Linked DNA regions of Homo sapiens: region 1 is linked to region 2. Evidence: read pairs that join two places in POLR2A ChIA-PET (ENCODE). Cell type or tissue: IMR-90. All regions are shown on one strand.

What was found. ChIA-PET counts read pairs that join two places held together with the same protein. Peaks named below come from ENCODE experiments on the same cell type or tissue, not always from the same donor. Only the 100,000 strongest peaks of a DNase experiment are listed, where the experiment ranks them.
Region 1: POLR2A ChIA-PET joins it to region 2 with 21 read pairs; 3 of 35 experiments call an interaction of 5 or more read pairs at or near these places.

What each region holds. Positions count from the first base shown.
Region 1 is chr19:651,028-659,027 of GRCh38, reverse strand. RNF126 (ring finger protein 126) reads left to right here. Exons shown (of 9, transcript NM_194460.3): 2 at 6,144-6,202; 3 at 6,732-6,795; 4 at 7,173-7,417. Among named protein-coding and RNA genes, the nearest start is that of RNF126, 8.2 kb to the left of the region's middle. RefSeq lists enhancers at 1-300, 301-1,213. In IMR-90, no CTCF peak of the experiment used is centred here; no DNase peak of the experiment used is centred here.
Region 2 is chr19:817,962-825,961 of GRCh38, reverse strand. PLPPR3 (phospholipid phosphatase related 3) reads left to right here and starts at 4,007. Exons shown (of 8, transcript NM_001270366.2): 1 at 4,007-4,047; 2 at 4,377-4,477. The coding sequence starts at 4,403. In IMR-90, no CTCF peak of the experiment used is centred here; no DNase peak of the experiment used is centred here; H3K4me3 peaks cover 1,061 bases; H3K27me3 peaks cover 168 bases.

The DNA.
Region 1 (8,000 bases), 170 kb after region 2:
ATCGGGCACCAGCAATACCCCGGGAACCTGTGGATGTCGGCTGCCCTCTCTGGCCGGCTGGCGCTGGGGTCTGCCTCGGGCAGATGCCGGTGCTGAATTTCCTCCCACTTAGAACTCTGCCACCATGAGGACCTTCCTCTGAGCCTCGGGCGAGCCGTAGCACCCCTGGCACTGGCACGGATGGGCACCTGTGGGGTTCCAGTCCCTAGTGGTGGTGCCTGAAGCCACCTGGGAAGAAGAAGGCAGAGTTCGGGGCCTGGGCCGAGGCACGCCCTGGGGTGTGAGGCGGGGCCCCAGCCTGGGCTGAGGCAGTGGCTTCGCTCACGCCTCGTCCATCCAGCTTGTCTTGGGAGTGTGTGGTGCGTGGGGCCCAGGGACAGACGGTGTGAATGTGGGATGTGGTGGCAGCTGCTGAGGGCGGGAAGAAAGGGGTGCAGGCGCCGCACGTGCCCGTGCCTCTGGGGCTGCGGGGCCCACACACTGTGGATCAGCCGGGAAGCTTTGGGCACCCTTTAGGAAAACAGTAGCCAGCACGGGGGCTCCTACCGAGGCCGAGCACTGCACCATGACTCTCCCTGGGGTCTCCTGATGTGCACAGCTTCCCGAGGGCCCTGCCACCCACAGGGGCCGAGTCACTGTCACCAGGGGCCTGCCTGCCCTGGTCACTGTCAGTCATCTGGGGCCTGTAGGTCGCCAGCCCACTCCCCTCCATGCGCCTGGCCCTGGGCCCTCAGGACATGCGCCCCGTGCAGGCCCCGTGGATGAAGGGGCCTCTGCTGCCCTGCCAGGTCCCACCCGGGGATGAGGCCATCACGCTGCAGGGGTGCATGGGTGGAGCCCGGCACTGGCAGGGTCCCCCCTACCCTGGCTGCCTGGCCAGCTGTTGCTATGGTGATGATGCCGGGTGATCGTACCTCCTGCATCTGTTCTCTGACGGAGAGGTGAATGGATTCACCGTCTTCTGCTAGGGCCAGAGGCTCCAATGGGGCCTCTGTGGGGGCCCCCAGTGCGTGCTGCCCCCGGAGAAGGTGGGGCAGCTCCTTCACCAGGCCCCCTTGCCCAGGCGTTTCTACCTGCAGCTGCCCCGATTTAATACGAGACCAAGCGGTCTCTTGGCTGTGCCCTTGGAGGAGGAGGGCGGCTGGAGACCCCCAGGTCCAGCCCCTCCCACCGTCGGCCAGCAGAGGCTCAACCTCCACCCTGGATATCCGGGATCCACCTGTCACTTGCCTTCGTGACCAGAGCCTCGGTTCCGGCCTTCGGTGGCCCTGGAGGGGCTGGCCGGGGGCCTGAGAGACAGCCCAGAGCCCTGACAATACGCAGGAGTTGGGTCGCAGCCCTTGGCGTCCTCGATGGCACCCGGATTTCAGATATGAGTGAGTGTCCAGGCTGTCCTCTGTGACAGGGCAGAGGCTTGGAGCAGAGAGGTGACCTTTGAAACCCCTAGGGTGGGCGTTCCAGCAGCAGGGCCGACGTGCACAGGCCCCGACGCTGGAGTGGGTGCTGCAGAGAGAGGGTTCTGGACAGTGCTGTGGCACCAGGCCCCACGGCCGCTGCGGGCAGGACAGCGGGGGCCAAGAGGAGGCCAGGGCTGGGGCAGATGAGTGTGTATGTGGCCAGGTCGGGCTGTCGTGAGCCGGCAGTGCGGGTGGCGGGAGCATGCGTTGTGCCCTGGACTGAGACGGGAACCCGGGAGCCCGACAGAAAGCCAGTGATGCACAGAGGGGCTGAGCTCGGCACATGGGGACCAGAGCGGCCGAGCGCTGTGCCAGGCCACGTGGGCGTGTGCAGGGCCTCGTGCTTGTCCAGGAGAGATTCGGGGCTGGGGCTGGCAAGCCAGGGTCCTCAGAGGGAGACAGCTTCTCCCTCAGGCCCTTCTGGGGCTGCCTGACCTTGTGGATGCACCCAGCAGGAGAGATGGTGGTCGGGGCAGCTGCACAGCTGACTTACGTCCTGCCCTCAGTGGGGGCCAGTGCAGCTGTTCCAGGTCCACTGGGTGGTGCTAGCCTGGGGAGTCACCATGCAGGGAGAGCCTGAGCCCTGAGCTACCCCTCCATTCCCAGAGACCCACCCAGGCGATGGAGCGGCCCTGGGCTCCCGGTCAGCTGGCGGGCGGACGGCGGCAACCCCTGAGCCCAGAGGAGCCCCGATAGACCCGACACCGGCAGAAACCAGGGGTTCAGATTTGACTGTGAAGTCTCAGCGTGTTTACGTGGGGCGTCCCAATCCCGACACCCCAAACACACCCCAAGAACCGACGCCTGGGGAGAGTTGTCACGGCCACTGTGGCAGAGCCACACTGCTCCCACACTAAGCTCAGGGCCACAGTGGTGGTCGTTGGCTGCTTCCCCTTCCCCTTTCCCTTTTTCTTTTTCTTTTTCTGACACGGTCTCACTCTGTGGCCCAGGCTGGAGTGCAGTGGTATGATCTCGGCTCACTGCAACCTCTGCCTGCCGGGTTTAAGCGATTCTCGTGCCTCAGCTCCTGAGTAGCTGGGATTACAGGCACCCACCACCGTGCCCAGCTAATTTTTGTATTTTTAGTAGAGACGGTATTTCCCTATGTTGGCTGGTCTCGAACTCCTAACCTCAAGTGATCTGCCCACTTTGGCCTCCCAAAGTGCTAGGATTACAGGTGTGAGCCACTGTGCCCAGCCCTTTTTTTCTTTGTTTCTTTCTTTTTTTTGTTTTTGTTTTTGAGATGCTGCCTCACTCTGTTGCTGCAATCTTGGCTCACTGCAGCCTCCACCTCCCAGGTTCAAGCGATCCTGGCACCTCAGCCTCCCTAGCAGCTGGGACCACAGGCGCCTGGCCCATTTATTTTAATAGCTTTATCTCAGTATTTTCACACACCATATAATTCACCTGGTGAAACGTTTGTAGTATATTCATAAAGTTGTGCAACCACCACCACAGTCTAATTCCACAGCATTCTCACAGCTGCAAAAAGAACCCACCTCAGCCCTGCCAGCCGTCACTCCCCGTCCCCTCCCCCAGGCCCTGGTGCTCACACATCCCCTCTCTGTCTCTGTGGCTCGGCCTGTCCTGGACATTTCATAGACGTGGGATCACACGCTGCGTGGTCTTCTGTGTCTGGCATCTCTCACTGGACGTGATGTCCTCAAGATGCAATCCCCCCTCCCCCCCGCCGTGGCCTGGTCTGGGCCTTGCCCCTTTCCATGGTTGAGTCGTGCTCTGAGGTGCGGGTGGACACTGGAGCTGTTTGCATCTGCCGACGACGATGATGAACTGTGCTGCCGTGAACTCTCACCTGCCAGTTCTGGCCATGTGAACATTTGGTGGGCAGGTGTCTTCGTTTCTCTGGGGTCTGCGCCTGGAGTGAAAGTTCTAGCTCGTGGGTCATGGGGTAGTTCCATCTGGGGGACTTCTGGGCTCCCAGCAGGCCTGACGGGGTCTTGCATCTCGTCCTGGCTGGCCCTGGGAAGTGGCATCTCGCTGGGGCTGGCCGGCTGCGTTTACCCAGCGTGTTTTTGGAGGCATGTCCTGTACACGTCCTTTCCCCCCCCACTTTTCTTTTTTTTTGAGATGGAGTGTCACTCTGTCGCCCGGGCTAGAGTGCAGTGGCGCGATCTCGGCTCACTGCAAGCTCTGCCTCCCAGGTTCAAGCCGTTCTCCTGCCTCAGCCTCCCGACTTTGCCCGTTTTTAGTTGCGTTGTCTGTTTCTCTTTTTCTTTTTTTTTTTGGCAGGGTCTGGTTCTGTCACCCAGGCTAGCGCAGTGGTGGGACCACAGCTCACTGCGGTCTCGATCTCCTGGACTCAAGCCATTCTGCCTCCTGCCTCCCGCTCCTGCCTGTCTCCTCCCCCTCCTTAGTAGCTGGAGCTACAGACCCACCCCAGCATACCCAGCTAATTTGTTTTTTGTAGAAATGGGGTTTGGCCATGTTGGCTAGGCTGGTCTCAAGCTCCTGACCTCAAATGGTCTGCCCACCTTGGCTTCCCAAAGTACTGGGATCACAGGTGTGAGCTGCTGCACCTGGCCTGGGCTTTTTTTTCTTTCTTTCTTTCTTTCTTTTGAGTTGTAAGCACTTTTTTTTTTCCCGATACGGAGTCTCACTCTGTCGCCCAGGCTGGAGTTACAATGTCATGATCTCGGCTCGTTGCAGCCTCCGCCTCCTAGGTTCAAGCGATTCTCCTGTCTCAGCCTCCTGAGTAGCTGGGATTACAGGTACGTGCCACCACGCCTGGCTAACATTTGTATTTTTAGTAGAGACGGGGTTTCTCCATGTTGTCCAGGCTGGTCTCGAACTCCTGGCCTCAGGTGATTCGCCTGCCTCGGCCTCCCAAAGTGCCAGGATTACAGGTATGAGACACCGCGCCCGGCCAGCACTTTTTTTTTTTTTTTTTTTTTTTTTTTTTTTTTTTTTGAGACGGAGTCTTGCTCCCTCGCCCAGGCTGCAGTGCAATGGCACAATCTCAGCTCACTGCAACCTCCGCCTCCCGGGCTCAAGCAATTCTCCTGCCTCAGCCTCCCAAGTAGCTGGGATTACAGGCGCCCGCCACCACACCCGGCTAATTTTTGTATTTTTAGTAGAGACAGAGTTTCACCATGTTGGCCAGGCTGGTCTCCAACTCCTGATCTCAGATGATCCGCCCGCCTCGGCCTCCCGAAGTGCCAGGATTACAGGCCTGAGCCACCGCGCCCCCGGTGATGGCGGAGCGTGCCGAGAATTCGTGGGGCGTGGGCTGAAACGCATGTGGTGCCTCCCGGCCTCACCAGGAGCCGGGCCGCACTTTTTCTATATTGTAGATGGTGCCTCTTCACTCTCCCCTCACGGTGGGTTCATGTGCATCTGGCATCGTTTGCTCACCCTGGCCTTAGTCCCTCCCCACCCAGCCTGTGCTTCAGTGGCAGGAGCAGGTGAGGCAGGCACGGCGTGGTGTGGGCGGGGGCCCAGCTGTCGGCCCTCCCCTTGGGCACTGCACGCCAGACCCCCGCTTCTCCCCAGAGTCAGTGGGTGAGGCCGGGATCTTGCTTGCTGGAGAGGTCCCAGCCCCTGCCCCTGCGAAGACTGAACAGCCCCGGTGCAACCTGCATCCCCAGAGCCTGGGGTCGACCTTGGCTCCCCTCACAGCACTCCCCCATGCACGGTGGGAGCCTTGTCTCCTGTTTTTGTCTGTGTTACCTGGGGGTGGTCTTGGGACCCCCATGTGAGCCCCTGGCGTGATGACACGTGCCGTGTGAGGCCATTTTCACGTTGCTGCGATGGAGCACTTGAGACTGGGTCGTTCATAGAGAGCAGTTGATTTAGCTTCCAGTTTCCAGTTCTGCAGGCTGTGCGGGAAGTGTGTGTCGGCATCTGCCCAGCCCCTGGTGAGGCCGGGAGGCACCATGCACGTTTCAGCCCAGGCCCCACGAATGCTCGGCACGCTCCGCCATCACCAGGGGCCCAGCCATCCATGAGGAGTCCGCCCTGTGAGCCAGTGTCTCCAGCAGGCCCTTCAGCCCTGGGGATCCCGTTGCAGTGTGAGATCCACAGGGGATGGCATCCGTCCTGCTCGGCACAGCTGTGGCTTGAGGCTGGTGCTGGGGAACTGTGAACGTGGTTTTGGGACTCACCCACGGCTGTCCCTGGGCAGGGTCCTCACGTCTCCTCTGGGACATCACCATGTTGGCCTTGTGTTGTCCTTGGCTCTAGGGGGACCTGGGGATGGGGTCTTGCAGGGGTGTGGCCAGCGTGGACGTGGCCTCCCCCGAGCCAGGGGAACGGGCTGTGTGCGGGGCTGCCAGAGCGTCCTGGAAATGCCACTGTGGGGTATTGGGGCACCCCTCCGAGTGGTGCCACCTGTGTGAGGAGGTGCCCAGGCACTGGTGACGCCCGTCACGGTGGGGCAGGTCGGAGGGGCTCAGCCAAGGCGCTGATGACGCTGGTGACGCCCGTCACGGTGGGGCCAGGTCGGAGGGGCTCAGATCGCCGGGAGCCACCAAAGGGTCAGCGGGTGGCTGGCAGAGGCCAGGTCCCCTCGGCCGCCCTCCAGGACCCACGGGTTGGGAGCCACCCTGGCCTGCGTGTGCCTGGCCAGCCAGAGACCGCTGGGTCCGGAGCCCCTCTGTCCTCACACTTGGGGGGGTTTGCAGGTGATGCCGGCGTCACCGTGACCCGGCCTCCTGTTCTCTCCTGCAGGATTATATCTGTCCAAGATGCGAGTCTGGTTTTATCGAGGAGCTTCCGGAAGAGACCAGGTAATGCAGCCCCCTGTTGAAGAGGCTGGAAGAGCCAGCCGGGCCTCAGCTGTTGTAGGGGTGTGGGCTGTGCTGGCGTCCGCCCCGCCGAGTGTGGGGCCGTCAGGCCCTGGTGTCTGTGGCTCCGGGAGCACTTTTCTCTGTGCAGACAGCAGCGTGCCGTTCTCTTCTGTGATGGCCGGGCCGGGGCCAGAGGGGAGTGCCGGCAACCTGTGCAGCCGCTCACCTCCCTCAGCCTCGGCGGCTAATCTGGTGACCCAGGCCCTCCGGGGAAGGGGCCACGGGGGCCCTACCCACATTCTCACGCTTAGGAGGCTGTTGGGGTCTGCACCGGTTTATCGAGAAACCCGTGGTTTACTGGCGAGGGAAGCAGCAGCGGGTTACGGCACCAAATGCTGGGGCGGTGGCGGGTGGGAAGCAGTGCCAAGGACAATTCCTGCTCTCCCAACATAGGCTTTTGAGGGGAGGGAGCGCCTGGCGCATGGGGGCACAGGGTAGCCGGCACTGCTGACCTGCACTCTCTCCCCAGGAGCACAGAAAATGGTTCTGCCCCCTCCACAGCTCCCACAGACCAGAGCCGGCCACCGTTGGAGGTGAGTCGCCCGCCCCTCGTGCTTCCCGATCGTGTCAGCCTTGCTCGGGGCCCCGAGCGCCAGCCTGTCCCCACCTCGCCTCCCCGGCTCTCCCTGCCCGCACGGCGGAGGAAATTTTTCCCTCCAGGGGCCCGGGCCAGGGATTGGGGCGGCCCACGCTGCTTGGTTGGTTTCTTGGATGAAAGCGAAACTTCCACCGAGGCATCTCACACCAGCGGGGCAGGCTCTGCCCAATTCCTGCCTCCCTGTCTGCGTCTCCCTCCCACCCGGCACCCAGCAGGGCCCGTCTTGCTTTCTCCTTTGTCTTTGTGCCCTAGCGCCCCCAGCAGACTGCACGGGCCTGAGCCCCCGAGGTCACGCCCCCCTCCTCTCCCCAGCACGTGGACCAGCACCTGTTCACGCTGCCGCAGGGCTACGGACAGTTTGCTTTCGGCATCTTCGATGACAGCTTCGAGATCCCCACGTTCCCTCCTGGGGCGCAGGCTGACGACGGCAGGGACCCTGAGAGCCGGCGGGAGAGAGACCATCCGTCCCGGCACCGGTACGGCGCCCGACAGCCCCGCGCCCGCCTCACCACGCGGCGGGCCACCGGCCGGCACGAAGGCGTCCCCACGCTGGAAGGGTGAGGGGGCCCCGGGGGTGGCCGCGAGGGCCCCACGCCTTGAGGTCGGAAGTTCTGGCGCTTAGAATCCAGCACGGGTTCCACGGAAACGTGGCATCATCCATAGGCTCTCTGGAGAGGCCGCCCGGCCAGGCCCTCCAGCCCCCTGTGACTCCCCACACGGCCCTTCGGAGACAGAAGTATGCCGGTTCAGGGTGTGTGGGTTGACCACAGAGTGGGGCACCGTGTGCCTGCCAGGCCCACGTGCTCTGGAGACTGCTGTCCACACGCGTGTCGTCAAACGCTGTCCAGGCCTTGGGCCCAGAACAGAGCCTGGGGGAGCCGTCGCAGGGCCCCACTCCTGGTGGAACGGAGCCTGGGGGAGCCGTCGCAGGGCCCCACTCCTGGTGGAACGGAGCCTGGGGGAGCCGTCGCAGGGCCCCATTCCTGGTGGAACAGAGCCTGGGGGAGCCGTCGCTGGGCCCTGCTCCTGGTGGAACAGAGCCTGGGGGAGCCGTCGCAGGGCCCTACTCCTGGCGGTTGATGCTTTTATGGTTGTGTGTCTCACCTGCTGGAAATGTCATCTTTAAAAGTGGCTAATTTT
Region 2 (8,000 bases):
TCTCACTATGTTGCTCGGGCTGGTTTGAAACTCCTAAGCTCAAGCAATCCACCTGCCTCGGCCTCCCAAAGTGCTGGGAGCACAGGTGTGAGCTACTGCGTCCAAACTCACCTCCATTTTTTACAAAGGGGCTCATTTCCAAGGTGAAACTGAGGTCTGGAGCTTACCGTGTCCCCCACACCCTTGGGGACACCAGTTTGTGTCTGGGCCTGTGGGAGCCCTCTGAGGGCAGTTTGCCCCTCCAAGGGGCGGATACGGGGAGAGTCCAGGGAGGCGGGGCCGGTGTGCCTTGAGGTCCGCTGCCCATCGGGAATGTAGGGTCCCAGGGCTCAAATCTGGTCTCCAGGCCGGGAGCGGTGGCTCACACCTGTAATCTCAGCACTTTGGGAGGCCGAGGCGGGCGGATCATGAGGTCAGGAGATCAAGACCTTCCTGGCTAACACGGTGAAACCCCATCTCTACTAAAGATACAAAAAATTAGCCGGGCGTGGTGGTGGGCGCCTGTAGTCCCAGCTACTCAGGAGGCTGAGGCAGGAGAATGGCGTGAACCCAGGAGGCGGAGCTTGCAGTGAGCCGAGATCGTGCCACTGCACTCCAGCCCGGGAGACAGTGAGACTCCATCTCAAAAAAATAATAATAATAATAATAATTCCGGTCTCCACTGAGTTTCACAGCCCAGCCACCTCACAGGGTCCATGGCACAGCCCCCAGATCCCTGCCTCCGTCCAAGCCAGCTCTCCCTCTCTGCCCACCCCGGATCCTACCTGTCCATCTTCCCTGCGGAGGCCCCAGCCTCCATCCACCCTGTCCTGGCCAAACGTGGGCCTCAGCTCTCCCGTGGGCCAGGCCCCATTTCCCCTCTGCCGGGAGCCGGAAGCTCTGTCCCTCCCAGTCGCATGACCTCAGGGCGAGCTCGCTGTCTGCACGTCAGTGTGCCCTGAGACAGGGATAGACTCTGCCTTCTAGACAGAACAGTGCTGAGCATGGAGTGGGGTTCATATTCTGAAAAGTTTTTGAGGCCGGGCGTGGTGGCTCACGCCTGTAATCCCAGTGCCTTGGGAGGCCGAGGTGGGAGGATCACTTGAGCCCAGGAGTTTGAGACCAGCCTTGGCAACATGGTGAGACCCTCTCTCTATTAAAAAAAAAAAAAAAAAGCTGGGCGCGGTGGCTCACGCCTGTAATCCCAGCACTTTGGGAGGCCAAGACGGGCGGATCACGAGGTCAGGAGATCAAGACCATCCTGGCTAACACGGTGAAACACCGTCTCTACTAAAAATACAAAAGAATTACCCGGGCATAGTCCTGGGCGCCTGCGGTCCCAGCTACTCGGGAGGCTGAGGCAGGAGAATGGCGTGAACCCGGGAGGTGGAGCTTGCAGTGAGCCGAGATCGCGCCACTGCACTCCAGCCTAGACGACAGAGTGCAACTCCGTCTCCCAAAAAAAAAAAAAAAGGCTGGGCTCCGTGGCTCCCCTGTCATCCCAGTACTTTGGGAGGCTGAGGCAGCAGATCAGCTGAGGTCAGGAGATCAACACCAGCCTGACCAACATGGGGAGATCCTCTTTCTACTAAAAATACAAAAATTAGCCCGTCGTGGTGGCAGGCGCCTATAATCCCAACTACTCGGGAGGCTGAGGAGGGAGAATCACTTGAACCCAGGAGGTGGGAGGTTGCAGTGAGCTGAAATCGCACGATTGCACTCCAGCCTGGGCGACAGAGCAAGAGTCCATCTCAAAATAATAGTAATAATAATAATAATCATTTTTAAATAAAAGTTTTGAGCAGCGTCTGGTACGCTCAACCCCTCCGGCCTGCTCGGAACTCTCCCATCACTCAAGCCCAGGCCCCACACTCAAGCCCAGGCCCCTCAGCCAAGCAACGTGCCCTCCATGGCCAGGCCTGCCCCATCTCCACCACTGGTGATCCTAGGGGGAGAAGACCCTGAGACTCCCCCAGATCTTCTGTTGGACCCCCAAGCTGCCAGGAGGGTCCCCCTGCACACTCTCCCACTCCTGACCTCAGAAGGCTCCTGAAAATCAATTGCATTTTCCTCCTCCTCCCCCAGAGAGCTGTTTGTGGTCACCTTGCAACACCCAGATTCCCAACGGCCACTCTGGCCCCGCCTCTCACAGGCCAGGAAAACAGCCGCAGCCACAGCAGGCAACGTCCCCCTTCTCCAGGGCTGTTGGGGAGGAACAGGATCGCATCGAATGGGACCCACCTGTGACCAACTGCTCACAGGGCCTCCCCGAGCCCCCCTGCAGGAACCGGGGGGCCAAAGACCCCTCCCCAGGCAGTCCGTGCAGTCCTGTCCCAGGAAGCTGGGCTGCCTCCGAGTCCATCCAAAGGTAGCAACACCATTGAGTTCCCATCCTATTCCCATCGCCATTTAACTGTTTCCGCATTTATGGCAGGCGACCCTCTTCCCGGGGGCAGCAGTGCCTGTTATGAGCAAACTAAGGTATCTAGCAGGGCTCCAACCCTCTGGAGTCACTGTTTGTTTGTTTTTTTTTTTTTTTTTGAGATAGAGTCTCCTTCTGTCGCCCAGGCTGGAGGGCAATGGTGCCATCTCGGCTCACTGCAACCTCCGCCTCCCAGGTTCAAGCAATTCTCCTGCCTCAGCCTCCCATCTGGCTGGGATTACAGGCGCCTGCCACCATGTCCGGCTAATTTTTATATTTTTAGTAGAGATGGGGTTTCACCATGTTGGCCAGGCTGGTCTGGAACTCCTGGCCTCAAGGGATCCTCCCGCCTCTGCCTCCCAAAGTGCTGGGATTATAGGCCTGAGCCACTGCACCCAGCCTGGAAGTCACTCTTTGTTTGTTTGTTTGTTTGTTTGTTTTGAGACAGAGTCTCGCTCTTGTTGCCCAGGCTGGAGTGCAGTGGCACGATCTCGGCTCACTGCAACCTCCGCTTCCCAGGTTCAAGCGATTCTCCTGCCTCAGCCTCCCGAGTAGCTGGGATTACAGGCATGAGCCACCACACCCTAAAAATTTTTGTATTTTTAGTAGAGACGGGGTTTCACCATGTTGTCCAGGCTGGTCTCGAACTCCTGCCCTCGTGATCCGCCCGCCTCGACCTCCCAAAGTGCTGGGATTACAGGCCTGAGCCACCGCGCACGGCCCAAAAACCGATTTTTGTAAATCCTGCCGTTTGGGGCCCGGAGACCTCGGATTGCGACCCAGGGTGCCCAAGCCTCAGTTTCCCCATCCCTACAACGGGGGTCAACCAGCCCCTACCCCGCAGGGCTGCGCATATGGAGGAGGAAATGCACGCAGACAGCAGGCACTGCCCGAGTGCGGGTCCCGAGGGCCCTGCCCGCATCCCGCAGCCCCCAGCCCCCAGCCCCGCGCCCCGCAATCCCGCCGTGCGCACCGAGCGGCTGCGGCCAGGCGGAGGGTGGACCCCGGCGCGGCGGAGGGGGCGAGGGTGAGTGCGGGGGGAAGGGAGGGAGGCACCGGGAGACCCCCCAGTCCCCCTCCCCCAGCTCTTTTGTCTCCGATGCTCCGGGCGCCCTGGGAGCCTCGCCATGGAAACGCGCACCAGCGAGCGGCGGGCTCCGCGGAGGGGCGGGCGGAGGCGCGGGGCGGGGGCAGTCGGAGCCGGCGAGAGACCGTGAGAGACACGGAGACAGTCAGAGACCCCGAAACCCCAACCCCCGCCCCCGCCTCCGCCCCCGTCTCGATGGCGCCCCCCGGGCCGACCGCAGCCACCCGGGAGGGGAGGACGGGACCGTCACCGCCGCAGGCCCGAAGGGAGGAGGACGCGACCCCCGAGCCCCGCCAGCCGCTCGCGCAGACCTGAGACCCCCGAGACCCCCGGCGGTGGGAGGCGGCGCCAGGGAGGCGGGGACGGTGCGCGGGGCCTGCGGAGGACGCGCCCAGACAAAGAGCCCCCGCCCCTGGCTGCGGCGTCTGGGCTGCGGCGTCTGGGCGCGCGCGGGGGTCTCCGGGCCGGACCCTCCCCTCCCCCGTCCCCCTCCCCTTCCCGGCTCCCGGCCCCGCCCCACGGAGGAGACGCGCTTTGTGCTGGGCGCCGGCCGCGCCAGGTGAGGGGCTGTGGGGCTGGGGGCGCGGACCCAGTCTCCTCCGCCGCCCGGAACCCCAGTTCTCCCGGATGCCCCCCACCACCACGCGGGGACTGGCTCCCGCCCGGAGACCCCCCGCCCTCCTCGGCGATCCCGGCCCCGACCCCCCGATCCCGGGTGTAGGGGCGCCCGGAAGCCGCGTGCTGGGCCGGGGCGCGGGGAGGCCACGCGGACGCCGCTCTCTGCAGCCTCAGTTTCCCCGACCGCCCCTCCCCCGCCGGCGCCGGCCACCGTGTCTCCCCCGGGCTCCGCCTGCGCGCCCCCCTCCAGCGCCGCTTTCTCCCCTCCAGCCACGGCCTGCGGCGCCCGCGGCACCATGATCTCCACCAAGGAGAAGAACAAGATCCCGAAGGACAGCATGACGCTTCTGCCCTGCTTCTACTTCGTGGAGGTGGGTGGGGGTCGCGCTGGGGCCCGGGGGAGACGCCTCGGTTCCGCCCGCCCGCAGAGACCCCCGCGCTGGGGGACCGGAGCCGGCGCAGCTGCCCCGGCAGTGGCCTCGGGGCGGGGCAGGACCGGGGTGTCCGGCGGATGGGGGGTGGGGCAGAGGACTTGGGCTGTGCGGGTCGAGTAGGAGCTCCAGAGGAACCGAGGGGGGTCCAGGCCGTGGGAACTGTGGGCAGGTGCTAGGAGGGGAGCCCTTCTGACCAAGGTGTGGTCAGAGGGGCTGGGGGTCGGGGGCTGGGGGCCTGGAGGGGGCGGGGAGGCCGGAGGGGGTGGGGTTGGGTGCAGGTGCCGCGTGGGCTCCGAAGCCTCAGGGTCTGAGTTCACCTCTGCTAATGGTGAGGCTGGTGCCCTGCCCCTAACCTCTCTGGGCCTCCGCTTTTCCACTCCTGGAGCTGATAGGAATTAATATCTACAGAATACGGAAACGTGTTAGGCACATAGTGAGGAGTTTATGACCATAAATGGAACCCCTTGCCCTGTGCGGTGGCTCACGCCTGTAATCCCAGCACTTTGGGAGGCCAAGGCGGGTGGATCACCTAGGTCAGGAGTTCAAGACCAGCCTAGCCAACATGGTGAAACCCCTCTCCATTAAAAATACAAAAATTAGGCTGGGCACTGTGGCTCACGCCTGTAATCCCAGCACTTTGGGAGGCCGAGGTGGGCAGATCACCTGAGGGCAGGAGTTCAAGACCAGCCTGGCCAACATGGTGAAACCCCATCTCTACTAAAAAATACAAAAAAATTAGCCGGGTATGTTGGCTTATGCCTGTGAGCCCAGCTACTCGGGAGGCTGGGGCAGGAGAATCGCTTGAACCCAGGAGGTGGAGGTTGCAGTGAGCAGAGATCATGCCACTGCACTCCAGCCTGGGCAACAGAGCAAGGCCCTGTCTTAGAAAAAAAAAAAGAAGACAATAAATGTAATAAATGGAGCCCCCTGCCCTGTGCGGTGGCTCACGTTTGTCATGTTTGTAATCCCAGCACTTTGGGAGACTGAGGTGGGAGGATCACTTGAGGCCAGGAGTTTGAGACCAACCTGGGCAACACAGCAAGATCCCATCTCTACAGAAAAAATTAAAATATTAGTTGGGCGTGTGCTGCGTGCCTTTATTCTCAGCTACTTAGGAGGCCGAGGTGGGAGGATTGCTTGAGCCCAGGAGGTTGAGGCTGTAGTGAGTTGTGATCACACCACTGCACTCCAGCCTGGATGACAGAGACTCTGTCTCTAAAACAAAAAAGCTACCATTTTGGCACACACCTGGCTCAGGATGGTAGAGTAACTTAAGGCTGGGGTGGTGGCTCACGCCTGTGATCTCAACACATTGGGAGGCCCAGGTAGATGGATTGCTTGAGCCCAAGAGTTCAAGACTAGCCTGGGCAACATGGCAAAAACCCATCTCTACAAAATTTTAAAAACAGAAAAAATAGCTGGGCGTGGTGGTGTGCAGCTGAGGTCTCAGTTACATAGGAGCCTGAGATGGAGGATGACTTGAGCCCAGGTGGCGGAGGTTGCAGTGAGCCAAGATCACACCACTGCACTTCAGCCTGGATGACAGAGCCAGACCCCATCTCAAAAAATAAAATAACTTTAATCCATCCTTGCATGTCAGGCCAGGAAAACCGGCTCTAGTGATGGGCCTTCCAGAGCCTCGATGGAAGACGGGACCCTAGTCTCAAGGAAGCAGTGACCCGTGCAGGTCACACGGCCAGCGGCTGGCCTGTAATCCGTTACCTCACACCCGGGCAAGTGGGTCCCTCCCAAACACAATATCATTAAGTTGCCCACATCACTTCATAGAAAATCTGTTTATTTTTCGAAATTGCACTTAAATTCCTGTTGCAGGACGGGCATGGTGGCTCACACCTATAATCCCAGCACTTTGGGAGGCCGAGGTGGGCGGATCACCTAAGGTCAGGAGTTCGAGACCAGCCTGGTCAATATGGTGAAACCCCATCTCTACTAAAAATACAAAAATTAGCTGGGCATGGTGGTCGTAGTGGTGGGCGCCTGTAATCCCATCTACTCGGGAGGCTGAGGCAGGAGAATCGCTTGAACCCAGGAGGTGGAGGTTGCAGTTAGCCGAGATCGCGCCACTGCACTCCAGCCTGGGCAACAGAGTGAGACTCCATCTCGGAAAAAAAAAAAAAAAAAGTAGGCTGGGTGCAGTGGCTCACGCCTGTCATCCCAGCACTTTGGGAGGCCGGGACGGGCAGATCACCTGAGGTCAGGAGTTTGAGACCAGTCTGGCCAATGTGGTGAAACCACACCTCTACTAAAAATACAAAAATTAGCCCAGCGTGGTGGTGTGTGCCTGTAGTCTCAGCTACTCCGGAGGCTGAGGTGGGAGAATCGCTTGAGGACGGGAGGTGGAGGTTGCAGTGAGCTGAGACTGTTCCACTGCACGCCAGCTTGGGCAAGAGAGCAAGACTCCATCTCAAAAAATAATAATAATAAATAAAATAATAATAATAAGGCCGAGCGCAGTGGCTCACACCTGTAATTCCAGTGCTTTGGGAGGCTGAGGCAGGAAGATCACTTGAGGCCTGGAGTTCAAGGCTAGCCTGAGCCCCAGCTAATTTTTAAAAATCATTTTTAGTAGGCTGTGCGTGGTGGCTCACGCCTGTCATCCCAGCACTTTGGAAGGCCTAGGTGGGCGGATCATGAGGTCAGGAGATCGAGACCATCCTGGCTAACACGGTGAAACCCCGTCTCTACTAAAAATACAAAAAATTAGCCGGGCGCGGTGGCGGGCGCCTGTAGTCCCAGCTACTCGGGAGGCTGAGGCAGGAGAATGGCGTGAACCCGGGATGTGGAGCTTGCAGTGAGCCGAGATCGCGCCACTGCACTCCAGCCTGGGCGACAGAGCGAGACTCCAAAAAAAAGTATGTATTTAGTAGAGACAGGGTCTTACTGTGTTGCTCAGGCTAGCGTTGAACTCCAGGCCTCAAGTGATCTTCCTGCCTCAGCCTCCCAAAGCACTGGAATTACAGGTGTGAGCCACTGCGGTCGGCCTTATTATTATTATTTTATTTATTATTATTATTTTTTGAGATGGAGTCCTGCTGTCTTGCCCAAGCTGGAGTGCAGTGGAACAATGTCAGCTCACTGCAACCTCCACCTCCCGTCCTCAAACGATTCTCCCACCTTAGCCTCCGGAGTAGCTGAGACTACAGGCACGCACCACCACGCTGGGTTAATTTTTGTATTTTTAGTAGAGATGGGGTTTCACCATGTTGGCCAGGCTGGTCTCAAACTCCTGACCTCAGGTGATCTGCCCGTCCCGGCCTCCCAAAGTGCTGGGATGACAGGCGTGAGCCACCGCACCCGGCCCATGGTTAGATATTTTTAAGGCCGCGCCCAGGCCCCACCTCAGACCCTCCCCGGGCTTGATGCTGTCTGCCCGCCCCAGCAAAATCATGCTGATAATGAAAGTGGAGAGAACAAGTAGATAGTTGCCAGGGGCCACCTC